2 separate regions of the Homo sapiens genome follow, and region 2 is linked to region 1. A link is a contact called in ENCODE Hi-C or POLR2A ChIA-PET data. All regions are on one chromosome and are shown on one strand. Each heading gives the region's core, a stretch centred on a gene start or an enhancer-like site at or near the end of the contact. The rest is flanking DNA. Distances are from core to core; before and after follow the strand shown.

What was found. Hi-C counts contacts between places; a loop is a spot of excess contacts on that map. ChIA-PET counts read pairs that join two places held with the same protein, here RNA polymerase II (POLR2A). Pooled maps may share reads with other maps.
Region 2: a loop to region 1 is called in a pooled map, with 1.8 times the contacts of the local background. The contact joins two enhancer-like sites. A Hi-C loop is called at or near these places in 2 of 168 maps with a recorded cell type or tissue (astrocyte of the cerebellum and endothelial cell of hepatic sinusoid) and 2 of 50 pooled maps. POLR2A ChIA-PET finds 5 or more read pairs at or near these places in 1 of 52 experiments (H1).

What each region holds. Positions count from the first base shown.
Region 1 is chr1:16,107,709-16,113,387 of GRCh38, forward strand. No RefSeq gene overlaps it. Among named protein-coding and RNA genes, the nearest start is that of FAM131C, 37 kb to the left of the region's middle. Within about 2 kb of position 4,148, at least 2 of the 41 ENCODE cell types and tissues checked have a DNase peak (open chromatin) inside an H3K27ac peak, as active enhancers do.
Region 2 is chr1:16,214,159-16,219,904 of GRCh38, forward strand. It overlaps the pseudogene ANO7L1. Among named protein-coding and RNA genes, the nearest start is that of ARHGEF19, 4.4 kb to the left of the region's middle. RefSeq lists silencers at 2,056-2,105, 3,223-3,332, 3,473-3,572 and an enhancer at 2,184-2,880. Within about 2 kb of position 3,016, at least 19 of the 41 ENCODE cell types and tissues checked have a DNase peak (open chromatin) inside an H3K27ac peak, as active enhancers do.

The DNA.
Region 1 (5,679 bases), core at 2,898-5,397:
TTACAGCTTGTTTAAGTTTTTTGAGTAATTTAAAAGGAAAAGGCTCAAATGTAGCTATAATATTTCCCTGTTGATCTGGGGGGTGTATTCTAACAGAGAACTGCCAAGCCTCTAAATCACCCTCTCGTCTAACTTGCTGAATTCCTGCCTGAATAGAACTAAGAGCAGTCACTTGAGGTGCTGCTCAAACAGTCACTGGGGCAACTACTTTTTGCCCAGTGTCCTCTGGAAAAGAAAGATCAGGAGGGTCTTTTTCTTCCAAATAATAAGGAGGGGGTGCAGAAGGGTAAGGATGAACCTCTCCTTCCTTTGCCGTTTAGCTTTAGCTGGTAAATAAACATGCTCTGTAACCTCTTCTGTTACTTCGCCATACTCTCCTTCCTCCTCATCATCAGTGTGAAAAAGTTCCAAGGTGGAACGAACCACACCCCACACTTGTACCACTGTTACCCTGATGCTTCCGAGCTCCCCTTCTTACTCACCACGGGGATTGCTTTAAGAGTACTCGGGTGTCCTCCAGTTAGTTTTCCATTTCAACCATCGCTCTGGTGACCCTTCGACCTGGATTCGAGCCCCATGTTGGGCACCACTTGCTGAGACCAGCTCGGTCCGGGAGAGCCTAACCCAGTGGCGCTAGAGGAATTAAAGACACACACACAGAAATATAGAGGTGTGAAGCGGGAAATCAGGGGTCTCACAGCCTTCAGAGCTGAAAGCCCCGAACAGAGATTTACCCATGTATTTATTAACTACAAGCCAGCCATTAGCATTGTTTCTATAGATACTAAATTAACTAAAAATATCCCTTATGGGAAAAGAAGGGATGGGCCAAATTAAAGGGATATATTGGGCTAGTTAACTGCAGCAGGAGCATGTCCTTAAGCCACAGATCGCTCATGCTATTGTTTGTGGCTTAAGAATGCCTTTAAGCGGTTTTCTGCCCTGGGCGGGCCAAGTGTTCCTTGCCCTCATTCCAGTAAACACACAACCTTCCAGCATGGGCTTTATGGCCATCATGAACATGTCACAGTGCTGCAGAGATTTTGTTTATGGCCAGTTTTGGGGCCAGTTTATGGCCAGATTTTGGGGGGCCTGCTCCCAACACTGTTGTGTATATTTTAAAAGGATGAATATTATGGAATGTGAATTATATCTCAATTTTATAAAAATCCTCAGAGATGATGCTAGCTAATAGGAATAATGGCTCACAGGCCGGGTGCAGTGGCTCACGCCTGTAATCCCAGCACTTTGGGAGGTCAAGGCAGGCAGATCACTTGAGGCCAGGAGTTTGAGACCAGCCTGGCCAATATGGTGGCCCCCAGTAAAGAACAGCAACCAAAATGGGGGAGGGGTCACAGTAGGGACATCAGGAAGTGCTCACCAGGAAGCTGTGGGTGCAAACTGGGCAGCCCTTTCTTTCTGAGATGGGGAGGAGCTTGGAAGTTGGCCCAGAGCTGTTTGCTGACCCCGTTCCCAGCCAGAAGGCCCCTGCCAGCCCAGAGCCCACAGACTATCCCCTTTCATCCCCTTCTGCCCCTCTGCCTGGCATTGGTATCTCCGTGACTCTCCCACCAGCTGCACGGTCCTGTCCCAGTCTCCCCAAAACTTTTTTTTTTTTTTTAGAGACAAGGTCTTGCTCTGTTGCCCAGGCTGGAGTGCAGTGGCATGGTCATAGCTCACTGCAGGCTTGAACTCCTGGCCTCAAGGGACAGCAAGACAAGGACAGGAAAAGAAGTTTTGGGGAGGCTACACATGGAGCCTCATACTTGTAATCCCAGTGCTTTGGGAGGCTGAGATGGGAGGATTGCTTGAGTCCAGGAGTTTGAGGCTAGCCTTGGGGAGAGTGGGGCCCTCCTTAGCTACTCCAGGTCCCCGTGCAGGACTTAGCACAGCCCTCAGACTCACTCCAGTGCTCAACCTACCCTGCTCCACCCAGGGGGCATGAGGAAGGGGCCTGCTTCTTTCCAGGCCTCTCCTGCTCAGCTCTGGGTCTGGAGGAGGGCAGGGCTGTCACAAGCTGCTGTATCCAGTGCCTGGGAGAGTCAGCAGTGACTCAGTGGTTGTAGCCCCACTGAGGTGACTAAGACCTGGGGCTCCCTCCCTACACCTGGATCCCCAAGTCTCCTCATTGTAGGGACCTGCCAACAAGAGCCTTAGCTCCCTGCTGATCTGGAGTGAAGAGGCCCCCCCTTCTTTCTGGAAGCCACAGCTCTGCTGAGAACAGAGCTTCAGGCCCAGAGTGGGGAGGCTTTTCCAGGGAGAGGGAGGGACAGGGGCCTGGGTTGCAGGACGTGCTTTCTGGTGGCGAGACATATATTCAACTCTCTGTGGTGGTTAGAGAGTGAACCTGGTGCTGTGTGGTGGTTAGGGAGTGAACCTGGAGTCAGCCCGCCTGGGCATAAATCCCACCTCAGGCATTGACTAGCTGTCACTTTGGGCAAATGACTTGCTGTCTCTGAACCTCAGTTTCCCCATCTGTGAAATGAGCACAACTACAGTGCATGCCTCACAGGACTGAAACTAGTTAACAAGCAAAGTCTCCTAAGCAAAGCTTCCTGGCTGTTCTAAGTGAGGTCTCAATCGTGTCACTCAATACTGTGTGTGCGGGTACTGCCGAGAGCCAAAGTCCCTGGCCATCATGGAGCTCAGAGCCAAGTGGAGGGTAGACAAACTGTAAATAAGGATCTAAATGAATTAACAAGATTCTCACGATGTGGGGATGAGTGCTGCAAAGGAAAGAACCAGAGGTTTGGGATAGAGAGTGCAGGCAGGCTGGGGGTATCAGGAAAACCGCTCTGAGGAGGGGATTTTGAGCAGATTCTCAAAAAATAGGAAGGAAGCAGCTGTGTGATGATCTGCGGGGAAGGGCATACCGGCCAAAGGTAACAGCAAGTGCAAAGGCCCTGAGGCAGAAATGAACATGCCATGCATGACACGTGCTAGGAACAAAAGAAAGGTGAGTGCGCCAGAAAATTCTCTGTTGCAGAACGATTATAGCTTCCTTGGCCTCTGCCCATCAGATACCAGCAGTGACATCCCTCCAACTGTAACAAAGAAAAGTGTCTCCAGATAGAGCCAAATGTCCCCTGGGTGGTTGGTGGGGTGGGTTATTGCCCCTGGCTGAAGACCACAGGGTTGGGGAGAGCATGGATAATAAGGTGGGCAGGTCATAGGGCCAGTGGGGCCTGGCAAGCTCCTTCCAGGGGTCAGAACATGGGAAGATCAAAGAGGGTCGGGGACGTGACTGAGGAGAAGGGGACACCTCACCCTTGCCCTAGCCCTGCCCAGATGGGGGCTCTGTACTGGCCTCCCCTCCACTGCAGCTCCTTTTGAAGGGCCCCCAGGGCTCCCTCCCCGATCCACTCCAAGCCTGGGGGGCCACCCAGGGGCCAACCCTGGCCCCCCCTGAGCCTTTGCTCCCTAGGTAGACCCCCGCTGGGATGCAGGTATCGGGGTCTCCAGAAACTGCCCTCAACCCGAAATAAAAATAACCATAAAGGGTCCTCCCTCCATCTCCCACTCAGGGTAGGGGAGTCGGGAAGCCCCTTCAACTGAACAGCTGCCCTCCCCTCTGGAGGCCCATCTTCCCTCTTCTCAGCTCTCTGGGTCTCTGGATCCCTCTTTCTCAAACTTTTTATTTTTTGAGACAGGGTCTCATTCTGAATCACAGCTCACTGCAGCCTGGAACTCCCAGGCTCAAGCAATCTTCCCACCTCAGCCTCCAGAGTAGCTGAGACTACAGGCACGTACTCTTTAAAACTATTTTTGGTAGAGACAGGGTCTTACTCTGTTACCCAGGCTGGTCTCGAACTCCTGTGCTCCAGTGATCCTCCCGCCTTAGCCTCCCAAAGTGCTGGGATTACAGGCATGAGCCACTGTGTCTGGCACCCCCTCTCTCAAACATGCTCTCTGTGGGCCTCTCTTGGGCCTCTCCTTGTCTCCCACCTTATCTGCCCCCTTATCCTCCATCATCCTGTCTGCCTGTCTGTCTGTCTGCTTCACCCCTACCTCGTCCCCTGCCCGGTCCTTGGCTGCATCTGTCCTCTCTGCCTTGATCTCTTTCCCTCCCTCAGCCTCAGTCTTGGTCTCTCCAGCCTCATCACCCACTGCCCCCCTTCCCGAGTCTGTCTCTCTCCCTCAGTGTCTCCAGTGGTTTGGACAAGCTCAGCTCCCTTCTGCCCAGATGACCTCATTCCCCACCACGTGCACACACACACACACACACACTCACTGTCACACACAAATCCACACAAAAGCACACACTCCCACAAAGACACAGTGACACATACACTCATATACATATGGAAACACACTTACAGGCGCACACGCCCAGGGACACCAACACACACTCTCATATGCTCAGACCCGTGCACAGGGGTCCCTGGCTGGGTTTCTCTGAATCTGACGTGGCCCTGCCCACGGTTGGCCTCCGTGCAGGCTTGGCGCATCTAGTCAGGTCCCAGGGAGGAGTGAGCAGAACCACAGCAGGCAGCCCAGGCAGGGCTTGCGGAAATCAAGCTCTCTGCTCAGACACACTCGGCCCACTCCCTCTTGCCAGCCTCCCTCCCATCTCCCCCTGGGGCTGGGGGTTACTCATGGCTCAGGGTCCCCTAACCCTGCCCCAGGTGGACGGGCCATCTCCTCTGCCCCCACAAGCTAGTCTGCCTTCTGCAAAGGCAGCCAGCCCTGGCCAGAGACCCAGAGACACGGGTCCAGCCAGCTCAGCCACCATCACTCTGGGAGACCTTGGGCACATGCCTCAGTTTCTTCCTCTGTCAACAGGAACCTTTACATCGGTTCTGCAGAATTGCTGGCACAAAGCGGGCACTGGACAGTGACAGGTATGAAGATTCTGTGGACAGCCTCCCACCCTCCTCTAGGCTCTTGGGCCTCCCTAGTCTCCCTCTGAGGTTGGCTCCTGCTGGCAGCCTGTCTCCAGGAGAACTTCCCGGCAGACTTGGGGGGTCAGAGGGAAGGGGGAGCCGACCTCCTGCCTTCTAATTTAGATTCCTGGGTTTATGGCAGGAAGCGCAGCAAGGCTGACACTGTAATTAAGGCGATTCCTGAGGCTGCGGGAGGAGGCAGGCAGAGGAGCCCACCACAGGGCTGGGCCCCCACTTCTTTCCTCCCTCTGCCAGAAGCCCCAACCTCAGAGCTTCAACAGGCTCCTCTGCCTTAGAGCCCAGGCTCTGGAACTCCACTTTGCATCCCAGGAAACCAGAGATGGGCAGCTGCATCCCAAGGGTCACACAGCACACGATGGCACGTGCCTGAGCCACCCCTGGGGGCCTCCCTCTGCCAACTGTGGTCCAGCTGGGGGTGCAGAGAGAGCCCAGATACATGGCTTCTTTGTTCCATCCACCCCGGATCCCAGGTCCCTCTTCTCTGAGTCCCCCTCCCCCTGCATTCCTGAGGTGTCTGGGCAGAGTCCGGCAGGGCTGTGGCAGGAGGGGCAGCTCCCCCACTCAGGGGTCAAGGCCAGGGCAGCAGCCGGGCCTGAGCACCGAGCAGTCTCCAGCTGAGGCCTGGGGCTGTGCTGGGTCTGTAGTGCCCAGGGGGAGACTTGGGGGCTCACTGTCCCCCTCCCTACCCATGGACTGGAGCTTTAATTCTCACTCTGCTCCTCTGGGTGACCCTGGGCCTCTCTTCTTGGAGTCTCAGTGTTCTCATCTATACAAA
Region 2 (5,746 bases), core at 1,766-4,265, 110 kb after region 1:
GGCTCACTTGCAGTCTCGTCGACCTCCTGGGCTCAGGTGATTCTCCCACCTAAGCCTCCTGAGTAACTGGGACCACTGGTGTGCACCCCCACACCTGACTAATTTTTGTATTTTTTGTAGAGATGGGATCTCACCAGGTTGCCCAGCCTAGTCTCAAACTCCTGGGCTCAGGCGATCCACCAGCCTTGGCCTCCCAAAGTACTGGATTTATAGACATGAGCCACCACGCCCGGCACTCCAGTACAGTTTAAATCAATTCTAGATTACTTATAACACGTTAATACAGTGTAAGTGCTATGTAAATAGTTGTTATCCTGTAATGTTTTTTATTTGCATTATTTTTTATTGTCATTATTTTTGTTATTTTTTGTTTTTATTTTCATTTTCCATGCATTGTTGGTTGAACCCAAGGATGCAGAACCTGAGGATATGGGGGGCCAACTTAACAAGTTAAGTCATGAGCATTATCCCTTTGAAATCTCTCATCAGTTCTATGAAGTCCCTATTTTACAGATGACATTAAGGTTTGAGAGATTAAATAACTTGTCACACAGCTAATAAGGGGCAGGACTAGTATTGAAACCCAGGTCTGGCCGGGCGTGGTGGCTCACGCCTGTAATCCCAGCACTTTGGGAGGCCAAAGTAGGTGGATCCCCTGAGGTCAGGAGTTCTAGACCAGCCTGGCTAACATGGTGAAACCTGTCTCTACTAAAAACACAAAAATAGTCTGGGCACAGGGGCTCACACCTGTAATCCCAACACTTTGGGAGTCTGAGGCCAGCGGATCACGAGGTCAGGAGTTTGAGACCAGCCTGGCCAACATGGTGAAACTCTGTCTCTACTAAAAATACAAAAATTAGCCGAGCGTGGTGGCGCACACCTGTAATCCCAGCTACTCAGAAGGCTGAGGCAGGAGAATTGCTTGAACCACGGAGGTGGGGAGGCAGAGGTTGCAGTGAGTTGAGGTCACAACACTGCACTCCCGCCTGGGTGACAGAGCGAGACTCCATCTCAAAAAAAAAAAAAAAAAAAGAAAAGAAACCCAGGTCTGTCTGACCCCACCACCAACCTGAGTCCTTCACCACTGCCTGGTACTGCCTCACCAGGCTTTTAGGAGGGTCTCGTGGTGAAAAGTGTGTGAAAGTGTAATCCGGGGTGTCTCGGCTGACCTAACTAAACTCTTATTGGTCTTATTATTCTTACACTACAGGCTCGGAATACACAGCAGAGGTTTCATGGCCCATGCCCTAGTCCCCCAAAGTATTTATTTATTTATTTATTTATTTATTTATTTATTTATTTATGAGATGGAGTTTTGCTCTTGTTGCCCAGGCTGGAGTGCAATGGCGCAATCTCGGCTCACCGTAACCTCCGCCTCCCGGGTTCAAGCAATTCTCTTGCCTCAGCCTCCCGAGTAGCTGGGATTATAGGCATGCGCCACCACGCCCGGCTAGTTTTGTATTTTTAGTAGAGACGGGGTTTCTCCATGTTGGTTTGGCTGGTCTCGAACTCCTGACCTCAGGTGATCCACCCTCTTCGGCCTCCCAAAGTGCTGGGATTACAGGCGTGAGCCACCGCGCCCGGCCCCAAAGTATTTTCCTTAGCTGCCAACCGACAGCCATTAAGTTCAGAGTCATTAGGGTCCCTCTGCTCCCCCATGTTCACTTTGGCTCCCTAGAGCATTGCCACATAGTGAGGAGACACTGCACCGTGTGGGTGGGGACCAGGTGGCCGTGGAGAGGTGGCAGTCTGGGACGCAGAGACAGGTTTATTGTCAGCATTGCACAGAGGCCAGGAGGCAAGAACACGGAAGGGTAGCAGTGCAGGTCTGGAGGTCTCCAGGGAACTCCAATCCTCTCATCCAACTCCCGGACCGGCCTTGGGACACTGCCCAGATGCGTAACTGGAAGCCAGAGGACCCCAATAGGAGGAGCATCCTGGGGAACCTAGGGTCCTGGAAGGGCAGCCCTGCCTCACTCGCCCCTGCGTCCTGGACGCCCCTGCGTCCCTTGTGCGGACATAGAGCACAGCTTGGTCAGGCTGAGCAGGCTGGCACTCCAGAGCAGAGCCCCCAACCCCAGCTTGCAGATAAAGTAGAAAAGGGGGCTTGGCGGGGGCGGAGCTTAATGATGGGCGGGAACAGGCGGAAACTACAGGGAGTCCAGCCAATCCCTCCAATGGATGAGGCCAAATAAGGGGGCGGGGCTAGAGAGTGCTGAACTAGAGAGGGCTGAGCTGAAGCTTGAGGGCAGGCCAAGGGGCGTGGTCATTATGGTCATTATGTTGCGGGTGGGGCCGGGGTCCGCCTGCCTTGCTGACTGAAACAGCGTCTCCCGGTTGTCTGCCACCGCCTGCTTGGCCAGGTAGCGCTCGCGCAGTTATCTTGGTAGCCAGGGCTGGCACATCGGGCACGAGCCGGTCGTTGGGGCACAGGAAGAAGAACACTACATTCTGGGGAGAAGGGGGCCAAAAAGAGAGAATGATTGCCTTAGCGATCTTAACTCATGGAGCGCTTACCCTGAGCCAAACCCTAACCTGAAGGTTTTCCGGATATGAATTCATTTAATCCTCACAACAACTCTATGAGCTGGGGGTAATTTCTACTCCACAAGCGAAGAAACAGAAGCAGAAAGGGGTTGCCATTTGCCCAAAGACATAGAGGTATGATTCGAACCCCTTAACACTAGGAACCACGTCAGGGCAGGGCTTGTAAAAGAGCAAAGCTGGTGGGAGAGTGCTTCCTCTCGTTTCTCCTTTCTCTTGCCAAGAGATAATGTTATTATTATTTGTGATATTAATTCATTGAGCACCTACAACATGCCAGGCACAGTGCAAATGCTTGACACCGAACCTTCATAACGACCCTATGAAGTAGATCCTATTATATAATATATCCCAATTTCCAGCCGGTCGGCGGCAGAGCCTGAACTTGGAACCAAGTCTGTCCAAGACAGATGGCTGAGCCTACCTCGAAGGCGATAATGAAACCCAGATGCACATGCACAGCCAGCAGCTTCCAGTAGAAGAGGGCGAGGTTCACCCCCACGTCGCGAGAGGCCTTGTATCTGGGTTGCGGGGTCTGGAGAGGCTCTCGGATCTCGACTCCGAACCCCGCATTTCCTCCCCTCCTTCTCCCTAGAATCTGGCCCTGCCCGTTCAGCCAGTACCCTAGCCGGCTCCGCGCATTTGTCCGGGGCAGAATCAGCTCACTGCACCCCAGCCAGGCACCACCCCACCCGTCCAGTTTCGGCTCCCGGCTTCCCAGCTAGGCCCCGCCCCTCCCTCCTCAGCACCTGCCCCTCCCAGACAGGCCCCGCCCACCAAAGCTTAGCACCCGCCCTCTCCCAGGCCGGCCTCCCTCACCAAGGCTCAGCGCCGTGCTTCCCAGACAGCCCTGCCCCTCCCGCCTCAGCGTCCCGCCAACCAAGGCTCAGCGCCACGCCCTTCCCAGGAAGGCCTCGCCCACCAAAGCTCAGGGCCCCGCCCCTCCCGCCGCGCCCCTCCTCCCCAGCCTGAAGGGCAGAGTGTGTTTGCTCTGGGCCAGGTGGGCATGGGGCGCGGGTGCCCGCGTGAAATTCACAAATCCGTGCAGCTGGGTGTGGTGTTCGTACTGTTACGGGATATGCGGCAGAAGTCCGAGATGAAGGCGAGACGAAAGCCTGCAGAGCCAGAGGGCCTTCAGGGCCCAACCCCCTAACTCACCCCAACTCGGATCCAGACCCCCTCCCGTGGCAGGATGAGCCTTTGGCCCGGGATCCTAGCCTCCTCTCCCCTATTTCCCAAACTCTGACCCGGATTTCCTTCTCCAGCCCTGTATTTCCCTATTCCTGAACCCCCTTCCCCAGTCTCTGAGCTCCATCTCCCCCGCCCCCTGCCCCTGTATTCCCTTCATCTACCTCACTCCCATTCACGGTGACCTCAAGGTGTACCATGGCCTCCAGCAGGAGCAGTCAGATCCAGATGTCCAGCCGCGCCCAGCCATTGGTCGCTGGTACTTGCACAGGAACTTGTGGGCGTCCAGTCCAATCTCTACCCGGTTGTTGAGCAGAGTGAACAGGGGTGCCAGCAGGAAGGCTCCCACAAAGATGGTGATGAACCCAAACTGCAGCTCTGGCAGGCAGGGAGTGTCAGGCCCGGGGCCACCTCCCCTGTTGTGCCAGGCCCCCAGGGGCCCCACTCATGCCCAGGGCACACGCTGCTGAGCGACTGCTCCTCCATCCCTGGGTATTCATCAAACAGGCCCTGACACTTGATGAGCTCATAGTCCTTCCTTCTCCCAGTGCTGCAGCTCCTGCCCGATCTGGGTGTCCCTCTGCCCTGCCAGCTGCCACTTCTGCCACCAAGCCTTCCGTTTCCTGGAGGCAGGGCAACCAGATAATGGTCATAACAGGGCCTTGTGCTAGGAACTGCCACTTCTATCACCAGCACCCCTTAGAGGCAGGCACCATGATGATTTCCACTGTATTGATGAGGAAACACACCTGGAGAATTTGGCCCAGGCTCCCCAAATTGTAAGTGGTGGAGCCAGTGTTCAAATCCAATCTGTTAGACTCGAGTCCAGTGCTCTCAACTCTGCACTTCCCACATAGTCATTCTTGGTCTCTGAAATATCACTGCCCCCTGAAAAAAATAGTAATAGAAAGCCCTCCATTTGCAAAGCTGTTTCCTGTTGAACGCCTCATAATCCCCTCAACTCTCATGGAGAGGTATTATTGTCTCCATTGTACAGATGACGAAACTGAGGCCCAGAGAGACACAAAGCCACGCAGCTTACAAGAAGCAGGGCTAGGACTTGTGCCCGTATCTTCTGTCCCAGTAAAGGGTTTTTCTGCTCTGCTCTTATAAAAGCCCTCCAAATGGCCTGATTAGGCCCAGCCTTGTCCCCCGTTCTTCCCCCAACACTCACAGCCCAACAAATTCTTCCATGTGGTTGAGCAGCTGTTTGCCCACCATGATGATGATGAGCTGCTGGGTGACCTGAATGTGGCAGCCACCAGGACCGCACTGTTGTTGGCAGACACAGAGCACCTTACTCAGGGCTTTGGGGCTGCATAGGGGTTACCCCACCTCCCTGCTGGTGCAGAGAGTTGGCCACCTGCTCCTCCTACCCACTTTGGAGGCCCCAGAGGCAGATCCTACCCCTGCCAGACCTGAGGTTGTGATGACTACCCCCTAACCCCCCAGAATCAGCAACCCAGGGGTACATAATCACATCCTCACTCGGCATGCTGAGCAAATGTGCCATACTGACCGGGGTATCCCACAAACCTGAGGGCCCCCTGCATCTGTGGGTAATTTGCTCTCCCTCTCTGGAGCCAGGCTGCAGCTAAACTCCATGCTGAGGCTGACCCCCTCTCCCCACTGCTCCTGGTCCTCTGGCCACCCCCTGAATTGACAGCTAACCCTGCTGACAGAGCTGATGGGAGGCCTTGCCTACCCTACTAGGCCCCAGAAGTCTGCTGGGACCATGGCCTGAATCTATGTACTGCTCAACCCATGATCAGCCAATGTGGCATTTATGGCCCAGGAAGATGGGGTCATTGTGCTGGGGAGTGGGCTCTTTTGGTGACCATCCCTCCCATCCCATCAAATGACAATGGCAATTACACAATAACAGCACCTCCTGAGAGTCCAGCATTTTATGACTCCTAACCAGATCTCATTAAAGACTCAATGCTTCTAGGAAAAAGGACCAGCTCTGATTCATTTCTGTGTCCCTAGCATCCAACCAAGGGTGCACAGCAGG